Linked DNA regions of Homo sapiens: region 2 is linked to region 1. A link is a contact called in ENCODE Hi-C or POLR2A ChIA-PET data. All regions are on one chromosome and are shown on one strand. The core of a region is the stretch at or near the end of the contact, and the rest is flanking DNA. Distances in the headings are between cores, read along the strand shown. Region 1 overlaps FNDC3B (fibronectin type III domain containing 3B). Region 2 overlaps TMEM212-AS1 (TMEM212 antisense RNA 1).

What was found. A loop is a pair of places that touch in the nucleus more often than their neighbours do. ChIA-PET counts read pairs that join two places held with the same protein, here RNA polymerase II (POLR2A). Pooled maps may share reads with other maps.
Region 2: a pooled map shows a loop between it and region 1 (5-fold over the local background). The contact joins two enhancer-like sites. A Hi-C loop is called at or near these places in 4 of 50 pooled maps. POLR2A ChIA-PET finds 5 or more read pairs at or near these places in 4 of 52 experiments (AG04450, BJ, HepG2 and 1 more).

Annotation. Positions count from the first base shown.
Region 1 is chr3:172,107,406-172,114,697 of GRCh38, forward strand. FNDC3B (fibronectin type III domain containing 3B) reads left to right here. Exons shown (of 26, transcript NM_022763.4): 2 at 5,047-5,185. The coding sequence starts at 5,075. Among named protein-coding and RNA genes, the nearest start is that of FNDC3B, 71 kb to the left of the region's middle. Within about 2 kb of position 1,251, at least 4 of the 41 ENCODE cell types and tissues checked have a DNase peak (open chromatin) inside an H3K27ac peak, as active enhancers do.
Region 2 is chr3:171,872,444-171,879,725 of GRCh38, forward strand. TMEM212-AS1 (TMEM212 antisense RNA 1) reads right to left here. Exons shown (of 3, transcript NR_046852.1): 3 at 3,909-3,953. Among named protein-coding and RNA genes, the nearest start is that of TMEM212-AS1, 25 kb to the right of the region's middle. Within about 2 kb of position 3,753, at least 3 of the 41 ENCODE cell types and tissues checked have a DNase peak (open chromatin) inside an H3K27ac peak, as active enhancers do.

The DNA.
Region 1 (7,292 bases), core at 1-2,500:
ATTTCTTCATTTGTAAAGGGTAGTTGATTTCAAGAATGGATTCATGATCACATCTCCGTGGTGTGTTGGGGGACAGTGTGGATGTGGTACAGCCTTGACCAAAATGCCTGAGTCCTGTGATAGATTTGGCCAGCTCAGATACACATCTGTCTAGGAAAGAAGGAACCCAGACCAAGAAGATGAGTGTTAGTCAGGGTGGTTTCTACTGAGACTTTTTGACTAAGATGAAAATGAGTTACAGTGCGGTTATCCAGAGATCACACATCTGGCCTGCTCAGCTACCTTCACAGCTGATGATCAGCTGGTGGTGAAAAGGAAGACTGCACAAAGCGCACGAGGAACTTCTGAAACTGTACTCAGGGACTCCTCTCTGTGTGTGTATGTAACTGACAATCTGGCCGCTCAGCCCAAAGAAAATTTAAGACAGCAAATTTAGGAAAAGGCCCTGAGACTGGAGGGAGTGTGGTTAATGAAGAAAAGAGAAAGAAAAAAAAACATTAAAATTAAGCATAAGAACTTATTGGGAGGCCGAGGCGGGCGGATCACAAGGTCAGGAGTTCGAGACCAGCTTGGTCAACATAGTGAAACCCCGTCTCTACTAAAAATACAAAAAATAGTTGGGCATGGTGGCACGTGCCTGTAGTCCCAGCTACTCGGGAGGCTGAGGCAGGAGAATAGCTTGAACCCAGGAGGCGGAGTTTGTGGTGAGCTGAGATCACGCCACTGCACTCCATCCTGGGCAACAGAGTGAGACTCTGTCTCAAAAAAAAGAAAAAAAAAAAGTAGAGGTGGGGTGATAATAGCTCTGTATATGTAAGGTCAAAATGTTTCAGTAACATCCTCATCCATCACCTTATGACTGAATACAGTATTCTTATAAACTGTCCTGAAATCCCTAAGAAAAAAGCTGTGGCCAGCCTGCTCTTTAATGAAGAACATGTGTAATTTCCATTCGCAATCATTACAAACAAATAGAGTAAGCTTTAGTTCTTAAAGTTAACTGTATGGATGAAAGCCTTCCACATCCATTGCTTCCTCTTTTAATTCCATTGAAAAGCCTTGTCGGCTTTCATCAGGTAGGTATTCCTGAGGTCTCCTCACAGCTGAGTTGAGCCACCCTGTTGAGAGTTAAGTCCACGTGTAGTTTTGTCTCAGTTACTGGTTAAAACAGAGGAGGTTCACTTTTGGGTTGCTGTGACTATAGAGTGATGACTGCTCATGACAAGCCTTCCCAGGCCTCCTGGCCTGACTTAACCTGCTTTAACTGTTGATGGTTTTGCAATGTGGTTTCCCCACTTCACAACCTGAATCTGTGACTTTCTACTGGGAACACTCACTACGTTTCCCTTTTCATGCCTGGGGAATAACCAAAAAGATACTACTGTGAACGCTAAGTTTTATGTTTTCATGCTTTTATGCTTTTCCTCCTTGCCTTTTCTCTAGTCTGTTTTCTATGGAGCATAGACTAAGTCATTTCTATTTTATGATCATTTTAAGGGACAGCTTGGCAGGCAGTTGGCTTTTAAGTAGTTGGGCAGTTCCTTGCCTCGAAATAATTCATTTCTTTGTATGTCTCTTGCATTCTAGGCAAATAAAAGTACTCTCTGTGTGTGCATGGAGCACAGAAATGGGGATTTAAACATCGTTGGCTGCATGTAGGCCCCATCTAGCTGAATCTGTTACCTTATATTCTTGTCAGGATGAAGTCTGGTTTATCTCTGGTGAAACTGTTAGGGATTACAAAGAAGGCCTTGGATTCTTTTTTTTTTTTTTTTTTTGAGACGGAGTCTTGCTCTGTCACCCAGGCTGGAGTGCAGTGGTGGGATCTCGGCTCCCTGCAAGCTCCGCCTCCCGGGTTCACGCCATTCTCCTGCCTCAGCCTCCCAAGTAGCTGGGACTACAGGCGCCCGCCACTGCGCCCGGCTAATTTTTTTGTATTTTTAGTAGAGACGGGGTTTCACCGTTTTAGCCGGGATGGTCTCGATCTCCTGACCTCGTGATCCGCCCGCCTCGGCCTCCCAAAGTGCTGGGATTACAGGCGTGAGCCCCGCGCCCGGCCGAAGGCCTTGGATTCTAGCAAGCTGGTGGCTGAGGGAAAAGATCAGCAATACTGGTTATGGCTAAGTGAGACTGCTGGGCTCACAGTGGCCTTTATTCACTTTTATTATTTCTTCTGTTTTCTCCATGATCAACGGTGTGACTGTTGGGTGGTTGAATTGAAACTTAGGAGTGTATGATGTTCATATGTTCCCACTTGATCTTTCTCAGGAGTGTTTGTACATACAGCCTCCCTGTCTCCCCTTCCTCCATCCCTTCCCAGTCATTTCTAGTAACCACTGAACACTGTATGAGGTGGAAAGTCCATCACGTAGTAGAGAAAAAGATTCAGGCATCTCACCTAAAGTTGTCTATGAAGTTTTCAAAAGCAAATATAATGATCTCCTTGTGCCAGTGGACTTCTTTGGTTTATTTGGGGGGTAAAATGCCTTATGAAAAGAGATGGTTTTGCACATCTGTGTCAGTCCCCATACTCTTCTATCCTACTTCTGTAAGGCCTTTGTGGGCCTGGGTCTGGGGGATCCATCTACCTTATCCCACACTTGCAGAACCTGGAGTTAATGCCCTGCTTAGGACTTGACACCTGTGCTTAAGGGTGCTATTTAGCGGGGTTGGATTGCTATGTCTCATTGACAGCGGTCCTGTTAGTTAACACAATGCCTACCAGAAGGTTAGAGTTGTTAGTGTTAGATGTGTTGTTGGTGTTCAGACATTCTTCGGTACTAGAGACAGGAGACCAGGAATGCCTAAATATTGTACCAGATCACAACTGTCTTCTCTTACTCAGTTCAACCTCCCCATTCCCTCACAGGACTCACACAAGAAACAATGAGAAATAGGAACAAAGTAGCACCATTATTTGGATTTGAGCTGCAAATCCAAGTGTTCAAAACTTTGGTTAGATGGGTTGGACCACATGGAGTATAGACAGCTTCAGCCCAAAGCAGGTCCTAAGGACCCTCATCTCCCTCCCATTTGAACTCTCTAAACCTGTATCATTATTTACTGTACGCTGGCCTAATAGAAGGACCTATGGAGGCTGAAGGGACCTAGAGTGAGGCCCTGAAATGGGTTTACTCCTCTTGCCTTGTTGGATAAGAGAGAAGAGGTTCTATCCTTAGGCTCACCTGTAAGATGTCAGAGCTATGCCAAGCAGGAGAGGGCTTTGGCACTCGCTAATGTAGCAGAGGGGATGCAGAGAAGACAACAGAGCCACAGTCTGCACCACAGCCTCAATAGCAAGTGCCCAAGGAGGAGGGAAGAAAAGGTGAAATTGCTTCTCCACCCTTAGATCCTTATACTCAGACCCCCTAATGTAAATAACCACCCTGTTAATCCAACCTGCGATTTTGAAGAAACATTAAATAAGACATCATACTTAGCACTTTGGGAGGCCGAGGTAGGTGGATCACCTGAGGTCATGTCAGGAGTTCAAGACTGGCCTGGCCAACATGGCGAAACCCTGTCTCTACTAAAAATATGAAAATTAGGCGGGCATAGTGGTGCGTGCCTGTAATCCCAGCTACTTAGGAGGTTGAGGCAGGAGAATCGCTTGAACCTGGGAGGTGGAGGTTGCAGCGAGCTGAGATCATGCCACTGCACTCCAGCCTGGGCAACAGAGTGAGACTCCATTAAAAAAAAAAAAAAAAAAAAAGATAGGCCTGTGTAATGTCATCAATTTGAGAAAATAGCCATTTTTCTCTTATGCATTATTAGTAAGATAAAGTATATTAGGAATGAAATTGAAATAGACATTAGATTTCTTCTCCATCATTTGACCTGTTCATAGTTCAAACAATTAAGTCATGATAGTGTCAACAGGGATTATCTTAATTTTAATTGTAAAAGAATCTGTTTTCTTTCATGAGGATAAACTATCAGGCTTTGGGCTTGGTACTTTTATTTGCTTAGGAACTGAGTAATTGCCTCATAAAACAGCATGATGGTACTATTAACACCGAATTATAAGACCTGTTATTATAGAATTTGCTTTTCTAGTTGGGATAAGACTTCATTTTTTGGTGCTTAAAATAATTAGTTTCTCCAAATGGGTGTATAATAAACAGGTAAAATTTTGCCTATTTAAAGTAAAAAAGTTTATAATCTCTTGGGTGGCTTTTATATATCTTTTGATACTTCCAAGGGAGGACTTTTTTTGGGTGGGATGGAGGGAGGAGAGGTATGCTTGACGTTTAGAGTGGACGTGTTTAAGAATGAGAATAAGTATTTTATTTCTGTCATATCTACCTGAGACATATTTGAGGCAGTTATTAACAATTTTGCCCCATTATTTTGTCTGATTTGAATATTAAGTATTAAAGGGTTCATTGACCAAATGTCCTTGAATTTGAAATTTTGGGGACTCTATTATGAGTGATAAATTTAACTGCGAGCTATATGGCAATTTGTTCCTGAGATCATTTAAAATTGTGTGAGAGCGTGTGTGTGTATTTATATTTGTTCGTTTATACTTCTTTGTCCATCTTTGCCATATATTTTGGGCATAATTGAAGAATAAACACTTCTTAAGGAACAAGTTATAATTGTAAATAGGAATTAACTGTTATTTTCCTTCTATTGTATTGCAAAGCTAAATGATGGTGGCAGATACCACTATGGGATGAAAGTAGGCTTTGTGTTATTTTGAAAATGTGTATGAATTTCATTACAATAAATGGAATAAACGGAATAGAAACAACGGAATCTACCTTTAAGCCTGACTGAAGAAGTTGCCCTGGATATATCTGAGATACAGGAAAGTTATGTTCACATGGCCACTTAGAGATTCTGGTCTTTTGTCTCCTAGTTCAGGCTATTTCCGTGCCTTTGTTCTACCCCTCTTTGGGGCCTGACATAATAATACAGGGCTCTCAAATTAGAATAACTTGGGTTTCACGATGGAGCACTTAGATTGTTATGTGACTTGTTGTGTTACAGGTGATTTTTGTGGTTCTGAGTCCTTTTTAAAAAGCGGCGGTTCTCTTGCAGGAAGCCAGTTGAGGGAAGTTCTCCATGAATGTACGTCACAATGATGATGACCGACCAAATCCCTCTGGAACTGCCACCATTGCTGAACGGAGAGGTAGCCATGATGCCCCACTTGGTGAATGGAGATGCAGCTCAGCAGGTTGGTGTAGGAAGAGGGAAATTTAAGTCAAATTGTCTAAGTGGGAAACAGTAACACAGTATTTGATTTATTTTGGGATTCAAAGGTTTGTGATTTCAAACCTTAGCATTTCTAGAGGTAAGTGTTTTTGTTGTAGAAATACTGTATCGTTTTTTAAAATGTGATTTTAGAGAACAAAATCTTCCCTCATTCAGTTTGTATTCTTGAAGTATTGAAAAATGGATGACTTCTGAAGTGAGTCATTTTCAGACTGCATAAAAGTCTTCGAAATAAAATGACTGTTTATTCATGCTGTATTGTGCTTGACTAGTTTGCTTGGTTGGCCAGAGCTGCATGCTCAGAGGGTCAGGTTTTGGCTTCACACAGGAGTGATCTCGACAAGACACGTAGGGCAGTGTGAACCCACCCTTGCTCCTGGAATAGTCCTTCCAAATGTGTAGCTCATAAAATCACGGTACTTATTTTCTCTGAATCTCCTTTGTCACTAGTCACTGAACATTGTGGAATAGAGTTATTTGTGAACTCAGTCAAGTAGCACTTGGGGGAAACAATTTAGACAGTAAGTGAAACTTTAACAAATTATTAGGGATTGAACTATTATCTCTAACATTAATTAAAAATTTTTATTGCAACAGTTGGGCTTGCACAGTTTTACAACTAGATATTTTATCTTTGTACATCCTTCAGAAGCATAAAAGCGAATTTTTATTTTGTGAAAAGTAGAATTGGGAGCAATTGCTTGGAAAATACCCAAAATATACTAATAATTCAAATAAGTTAATCATTTATTTGATGTCAGTACATGCCCCCTGCTCTAATCTATCATACAGTATATCCAACCTCTGTCTATCGTAGTATATTCTTTGCATATACTTGGTTGGAGCTGACCTTGCTGCTTAATAATTTATATTATTTTCTCCTGCATTGTACTATCAACCTCTTAAGAACAAAAAATATATAATAGGTGCTCAGTAAATGTTTGTTAGTTGAATGCATTTCATGTCTTCTCACCACTGATGCAGATAACTCCCTTCCTGATTCCTCAGTCTCTTCCTCTGCTGGATTACTTCCACCAACATACAGTAGTATCTTTTATCTTAAAAACGTAAACACCTGCACCTCTCCCCACCCAATAAAACAAAACCTCCTCAGTTGATTCCACATCCCCTTCCAGTTGCTACCTTCTGTCCCTTTTTCCCTCTTTGGCAGTATTTCTCCACTTCCTCTCCTTCCTTACCGCCCACTTTACAGTCTTCACTCTGTGTTCTCATCTTCCTCTTCAGTCTTTAGCATGTTCTGTTGGCTTTATCTCAGGAGTGTGTGCTGAATCCATACTCTGCCGTATCCACTTCACTTCCACTACCACTGCTGGACCCCGTGCCGTCATCTCACTAGGGTAGGACAGGACAACCCTTCTCGCTGGTCTCTCTGCTTTCCCTTTTGCCCCACCAGAAAGCAGTCTCCACATAGATCCTGAGGGGTCTTTTCCAAATAAAAACTTTCTGATGTCATTGGCCTACCTCAGGCCACGTTCTTACACCTGGAGTGAAATCCAGTCATGCTGCCTGGCTGCCAGCCTTCCGTGTTAGTGCTGGCCTCTCTCTCTGTCATTCTCTGCCTGCTCTTCTGCTCACTGTGCTCAAGTAGTTCATGGGAAGGTTGCAGAGTGTTGTGGATGGTTTCAAGATGCAGTGTTTGGTCTCCCAATTAAAAGAATTACTAATACAAAGAAAAAAAAAAGACAAGGTATTTAGTCAAATGTGAGTAAACTTGGAAAATGACTTAGGTCTCTCAGATGTGGTCACCTCATTCCCATTTGCCTGTGTAGCCAAGAGACCTGAGGCCACCCATCCATGTTGTTGTACACCATGTTTATGTTTTGTTGATTTCTCCCACATGTCTGTAATTCAGCTTGCCCAGCAGGCTACGTGGCATTTCCCTACCTTGCATATCTTACCTCAACTCTAAGCAGAAGCTGCTTAACAATTTTGGTTAATAAAACCATATTTTCAAAGCTGGATGAGGTGGTGCATGCCTGTAATCCTAGCTACTCAGGAGGCTGAAGTAGGAGAATCCCTTGAGCCCAGGAGTTTGAGACCAGCCTGGG
Region 2 (7,282 bases), core at 2,503-5,002, 230 kb before region 1:
TATTATTATCGTTATAGAAATTTTAAAATTCGAAATATAAATTTACAGTGAATGAATGTTGTCTTGAAGTTTCTCTTGTTCCTTGTGTGGTGTTTCATTAAACTGTAATTCCGTATTACCTAAATTGAGGAAACGTTTTTCTCAGCTTTTCTTCATTGCCATTACCAAAGTGACTCAAAATCTTCAAAGCACAGTTAAAACACTGAATTGTGCCGTAATGAGAAGGGCCTTCTGCATAGGGAGTGTGACCCTCCCTCCTAGACTCTCTGTCTCTTGTCTTTGGCACTCATGACAGTTTAATAGTTAGAAGGCACCTTCAAGGTCCGTTAGGCCAACTTCTCATCAAATGTCCCAAGGTCTATATGCCCCTTACAGTTCAGCCATTCCCAAGAGGCAACCCATTCAGCTATTAAGTAGCTCGAAATGTCCAGGTTCTTTCTTCATTTGGTTAGAGATCTGCTTCTTACATTCTTTATGTCTTGGTCCTGCAACTGTAGTTCTTTATAGCATAATGCAGTGGTTCTCAGATTGTGGTCCCCAGACCAGCAGCATCGGCATCACCTGGGAACTTGCATGAACTGGAAAGTGTGGGCTTGGGTCTCATCAATCTGGTTTAGGAAGTTGAACTCCAGATGACAATGATGCACACTAAAGTCTGGGATGCACAGATGTCCTATAGTAGAAAGTGGGTGGGGCTTTGGAATGAGGAACCCCTGGCCCAGAAACCCAGATCCTGGCCCTCTGTGATCTTAGGGCAACCCCTCAGTTTTCTCCTGGTCAGATGGAGCTGATGGGGGCAGCTAATTCACAGGCGTGCTGACAGAATTCAATGATACCCCATAGGTAAAGCACAGAGCAGAAAATCCAACATACTGTGAGCACTCAAAATCGGCGTGTAGTGTTATAGAGTCATGCAACGCATTTATTGGATGCCTTTGAGTAACAGTCTACATAGAGTCCATGCGTTTGATAATTAACAAGTTGAGAAAAAAGTTTACATATAACACTCTAGACATGAAACTGTTAAATACCTTCATTTTACAGATGAAAAATCCGATATTCAGAGAGGCTAAGTGACATGTTCAAAGGCACACAGCTGGTCCTACAATTGATGCCTTAGCAGCCTGAGCTCCAATTCTTGATAAAATGCCCAGTGGTCACCTTAAATTTCTTCAGAACAGAGTGGGATATAAATAAGAAAGCAAATATAAGCAAATAAATAACCAGAACACCCAATAATGGGTACGAATGCTCAAATAATGTGAGCATGATGCAGTTACTTGAGTCATTCTTCACTGGATTCCTGTGACATAAAAGGAAGTCCTGTGATTGGTGTCTGGAAGTCCTGTAAGTGCCTCCCAGCCCCTGGCTCTTCAGTCAACACATGTTTATTTGTCACTTTAATGGAGCAATAAAATATCTAGTCCTGGGTCTGGTGATTACACAAGTAGGGACTTCAAATGTGTCAGTATATTATCTGAATTACTTTAATATTTTTGTACACAATTCTGAGGAGTACAAACAGATACAAAACTTTTATGGTACCAAGTGAAGTAGTCCAGTACCATGTCTTTTAGGTTAACCGAAATCCCAGGTATAACATTAAAAATTATATTCAGATATCATGAAATATGTGGGGGTATTTCTTGCCCTTACAGTTAACAAGAAATGAAGAGTCATTTTGCTGTGCCCTTGCCTGGGAGAACTAAAAGGTTATTTCTTGCCTTCATATGCCACAAAAGTCTGTTTCACAGACTGGAAGGAATAAGCATCTTTACTTTAAACAACCTGCTTCCAGTTTTGTGTGGCTGTTGATATTATAGAACCAGTGGCAGAGGCCAAGGCAGGAAAATGGGCTGGGTTACTTATAACTCTTTGAATGTGGACACATCAGCTTGCGGGAAGGAAACTATTTAAAATGGGGCTTAGGGAAAGGGGGAAAAAAATCCCCTTTTCCCATATGAGATTCTTCCACGGTGTTGTCATGCAATCTTGAAAACCTCCATAGAACAGTAGATCACTCTCATTGGATATATGCAAATTTTCTGAGACCCAGTGGTTTCCTGCCAGGAAAAACTTATAATAACAGAGCAAGAATGCAATTTGAGCCCTTGCTTTCTGAAATCCCTGAAAGAACAGACTCATTCTTGACAGGGCAATTTCAGCCCTTGACATTCCAGGAAATAGCTCCATAATGTCATTTGGGCTGGGCTTGTAACCAGTCCTAAGATGTGGAGACACAAATGCAGCATGTAAGATTTCAAATATCAGTTCAGGGACCATTCTTGATTTTCACAGGGAGTTTAACAACAAAAACCACCAACAGAAGAAAACACAAGCAAGACATCCTAATTAAATTTAACATTGTCACTACTAATTAAACCCAATATAGGAAGAGGAAGGGTTTCTGCCAAGAAATTACAGACACATCCTGAAGCCTATTTCCTTTCCATTTCCTAGGTACTGGGTCCATGCCATAACCAGGATGTGACACCCAAACAAGACTGTATTTTGATCATTAATATATACGCATAAGTTAACCCCACCCTGGGGCCTCAAAGGCCTTTATGAGATGTGCTGGTCTTCGCATTTCGATGTGTTTCATTTTCTCTGGGTTCAGTACAGTTGAAAAAGGTTATGAGACTCAGGTTAAAAGTCAGGAAACGGATCAGGGCCCTATACTATGACATCATTTTCTTGCAATGCAATGAAGCAATGACATTTCCTGGAGGAAAAATTATTAGAGATGACAGGCAGCCTCAGTTATCTCCAATATTTGGAGTGGAAGGTGTCAAGCCTGCAAGCCTCCAGCTCCAGCCTCCTTCCCTGCTCTTCCTTGGCTGGGCCTTCTCAAAGGTGAAGCGAGAGAGAAAGAGAGAGCGAGAGACCAAGCCCACTTCCATTTTTTTTAATAGTCCTGGTATATTTTTAAATGAAGATATGCTAAAACTTAGTTATAAAAACTGTGTGATTTTTCATTATTAAAGCAATTAACACTCTACAACAAAAAATATGTGTAATATAAGCTTGCAATTTACAAAATAGTTTCCAGATTTATTTTTTAAAGTGACATCTAGGCAGAGCTACCTGGTATGACTGTGCAGGTCGACCAAGGGGAAGAGCGGGGATTAAAATCTGGTTCACAATTGCCAAACCTGGTGCAGGGCTGTATCTGCCTTTTTCTGATTCACACAAATGTTACACCACAAGTGATAGGTTGTCTTACAATAGGGCATAGGTTTAAGTGAACGATGAACCAGTTTCGTGCTTTCAATCTTAAGTATCTCTCTGACTGTAGGAATAACATATCTTGGGGGTATCTCCAGAAGTATAAATTTAGGGAGCTGCCTAATTGTGAGTCCTGGGACAAATGAGCCTCCTGGCAGGTCACCCCAGGCACATAGGGAATCTTTTCAGATTTACAAAAAGGTGGTGTTGATGAGACAACACAGGCTGTGTGAAACACGTGGTTTGGAGAACAGGAGCCCTGGGCTAGGTTTCAGCCTGGCCAGGTGCTTTTGTGCAAATTGTACAATTGTAGTGACACTACTGGCCTCCCATATGGTAGACCTTGACCTGGACTCCACATGCAGACGGACCTGCTCCAGCTCTTAAAAACCAGTTTAGAGACCTGAATCGAAGCCAGAAGAGTTTAAGGGCTTAAGTCAACACACTGAGACTCCACATCAAACCACTCTTGCTTCTCCATCTCTGCCTTTATGACTGGGTTTAGATAACTGGGCTTCTGCTACATACCTCTGTTCCAGTGTCTGGGTGCCCGATGAGTAATGCCCGAAACTGGGTGTCTAGTCCACTTACCATGCCCCTTCTGGGGACTGCAGGAATGTTCCATAAACAACAAACTGAGGGCTCCAGCCTTTGGACTCTTTTTTCTTCTACTTGTCCTCCCACTTGGATTCTCCTGGGAGTTAGCAGAATCCATCAAGCAATAACTGCAAACATGATAGAAGAGAACAACTCCTTAATACTTTTTTTCCATTTCAAAACAAACTACTAAGACACTTTTACTTCAGTGAACGAGAGCAAGCAGGGGTGAGAAGTTTCTATTGCAAAAAAAAAAAAATCAAAGTTATGACTTCAGAAATGTAAATTCCTAGTATCCTTGATAGATTTATATATCTAAGCAATGTTTCTAGATATTGTCCTAGGTTTGCCAAACAGATTTAAGCTCTCTATGGCAGTTGAGTGGCTAGGTGTCAGCCCTCACGAATCAAGAGTGCTTCTATAAATCATTTCACAGTAATTGGATGGGACTTGCAGTGACAAATATGCTCTTTCCTGGAGAAATTAGCGAATATCTGAAAGGCTTATATATTTCCCCAAGATTAGTCAAAACACAAGCCTAGTCGTCACACCTTTCCCTCATTATCCTGTGGTTGTTTTCTTAAATGTTGTGCGTCTTCATAAATGAGTCACTCTTTCCAAGATCTGTCAAAAGTATCAGTGGTTATAAGGCTGGGAAGCATACCAACCCTAGAAAGAAGTACAGAACTTTCAGTTATAGGCAAGAATGTAAAATGTCCAGAATTACTAGCGTTTTATTACTTTGCCAAATTTGCATTCTTACACCATTGAATCATTCCTTTTTAAGGATTCTTTTTCCTATAGTTAAACCTAGGAGGGAGAAAAAGGTATTTATTTTGCATGATATATTCGTATAGTTACAAAATCTGGAGCCTGTATTTTTTACCATTTGAATAATGCTTCTGCTTGCCCATACATGTTGAAAGTGTTGTTTAACTTAAATATACAGATCAGACTTAGTTTAAGAATCTACCCTTTCACCTTGCTCTAGGCAAGGAGAAAGATCAAAACTTCCTATATTTTTAAAGATGACCCGGTCTTTGTTTTGAACACTTCTCACATCTCCTGTTTGTAGAAGCTCCTGCAAAGACTGCATTGTTTTTCTATTCTATAAATCTATTTCTTAAAAATAAGACTTGCATTGCTCATTCGACATCCTAGAAGATATAATTTACCTATGAGGATAGAGTCTTTATGATGATTTTTTTAAATCATAGCATTAAAAAAATAGATATTTTCAATAGAAAAGGTTGTCAGAATTGGTAGGTGAAGAAAGGTATTCATAATTGATATGTTACAATGATAAAACTGATTTAGAAAAACGAAAAAATTTATGTTATCAATTCTGCCTTGAAATACTCAAGTGACCAAAATATTTTATATATTTTATTTTTACTTTAAAGTGACCCTAATTTATTAATTCATTCATTTTTTTCTTAGGTTGCAATAGAATATAAAATAATTCTAATTTCACTTAGTTCATTAATTTATTAAAAATTAAGAATATGCATGCCAGGTGCAGTGGCTCATGCCTGTAATCCCAGCACTTTGAGAGGCCGAAGTGGGTGGATTACCTGAAGTCATGAGTTCTAGACCAGCCTGGCCAACATGGTGAAGACCTATCTCTACTAAAAATATAAAAATTAGCCAAGCACAGTGGCAGGCGCCTGTATTCCCAGCTACTCGGGAGGCTGAGGCAGGAGAATCACTTGAAACTGGGAGGCAGAGGTTGTAGTGAGCCGAGATTGCACCACTGCACTCCAGCCTGGGCAACAAAAGCAAAACTCTGTCTCAAAAAAAAAAAAAAGAAAAAAAAAAAAAGAATATGCAGGATGCCAGCCAGGGGTCAAGATGCAATGAATTGGGAAATGAAATCTCCCAGTCCACAAAATAAAGATAATATTAAAGTAAACATAACAAAGACGTTTGAACAGGTTAAATACTTACCAGGATAAGGACTGAAAAGCAAATCATTTTACTTTTTTGGGTTTCCATTCTCTCACCCATAAAACAAAGGAGTCAATTAATTGAATGTAGAAAATTCTGGGACTAAAAGAAATATGTGTGAGTGTTTCAAGTGAATTTAATGTGTACGAGCTTTCACATGCTTTGTTTGGCAAATTTCATCAGGAAAATATGCTCAAAGTTGAATTATGATTTCAGATATGGAGATGGACAATATCATAGACATAGTGAAAAACAGGAGGAAAAATATGGAGCTTGGCCATAAACAGGAGAGAATGTCTAAATGGAATGGATGGCCTGGGCGGGAGGGAGCCACAGCAGAGAGCTGCAAAGCGAGATTGGGCTGAGTGCACGGCAAAGCTCAGATCAATCAATCAACAAGGATTTTATTCTACTCAGGTTACTTTATTTGTTAAGGGATTCTTAAGGGGGTGCCTGAGATAACAAAGCCAAGGATTATAAACTGTGCTAAGTATAATAGATTGCAAAAATATCCTAGCATCTAGCTTTGTAAGACTAGCAGAGGAAGGACATCTATAACTAGAGAGTGCTTAGGAAATATTTTAAGAATGTTCTGAGGTTCCACTTAAACAATGGGTCTTGGCTGAGGTTTAGAAACAGCAGTTGCAGGCAGCAGGGGAATGGTAACCAAAATGAAGTTATTCTCTTTGAACAACCAACACTTGGGAAGGGGACTAAACTGTTGCAAAGAAGCACTTTGGCTGTACACCAAGGAAGAATCTTCACATGTTCTCAAGATATAAACAACACTTTGGTATAGTAAGATTTCCCACAAGACTCATTTCTCTCAGAGATATAAAAGTGAGGAAAACATGTGATGCTCTGGAGTGCTATGTCTCTTATGCAATGAGATCTTGGTCAAGTCCAGTGCATTGCCCTTTCTGCTTTGCCTGCCAGGAAGCTGGCAACAGAATTTAGATTTAAATCTAGGACGTACACTAAAAGGTCTAACCTTGTCTTTTATGTTTAAATTACTGCTTTGTCTTTTGCTCTTATCTTGAAAATTTTGCTGTATTTGTATCTGTCATTATATGCCACCTCATTCATTCATCTAGTTCAAAGATATTTACTGAGGACTTACTTTGTATGAGACACATCAAGTTCTTTTAGAAGACAGACAGAATGTGGCTCTGGACTGGCAGGCAGGAGACCTGAGCTTTAATATCAACTCTGTTTCTGACTTGTGCTGTGTTTCGGTCTTAGGGCTTGATGTTTATACTCGGAATACAGTTCAGGCATTTTCCAGATGAACAAAGGCTCTGGGGCATATAGGTGGTTTTCCTAGTAACTCACCCCATCTTCCTCTCTTTTGAGAATGGATTTTTCCCCCAAGGGTCTTTGATCCTACAGCTGCAGACATTCTGGCACCAGGGAGCCTTAAAGGTCAAGGACTGAAGACACACAGAGGTCAATGAAATCAGGGGACATCTTAGTAACTGCTGAGAACCTGTGGGGGAGAGCACTACGGCTT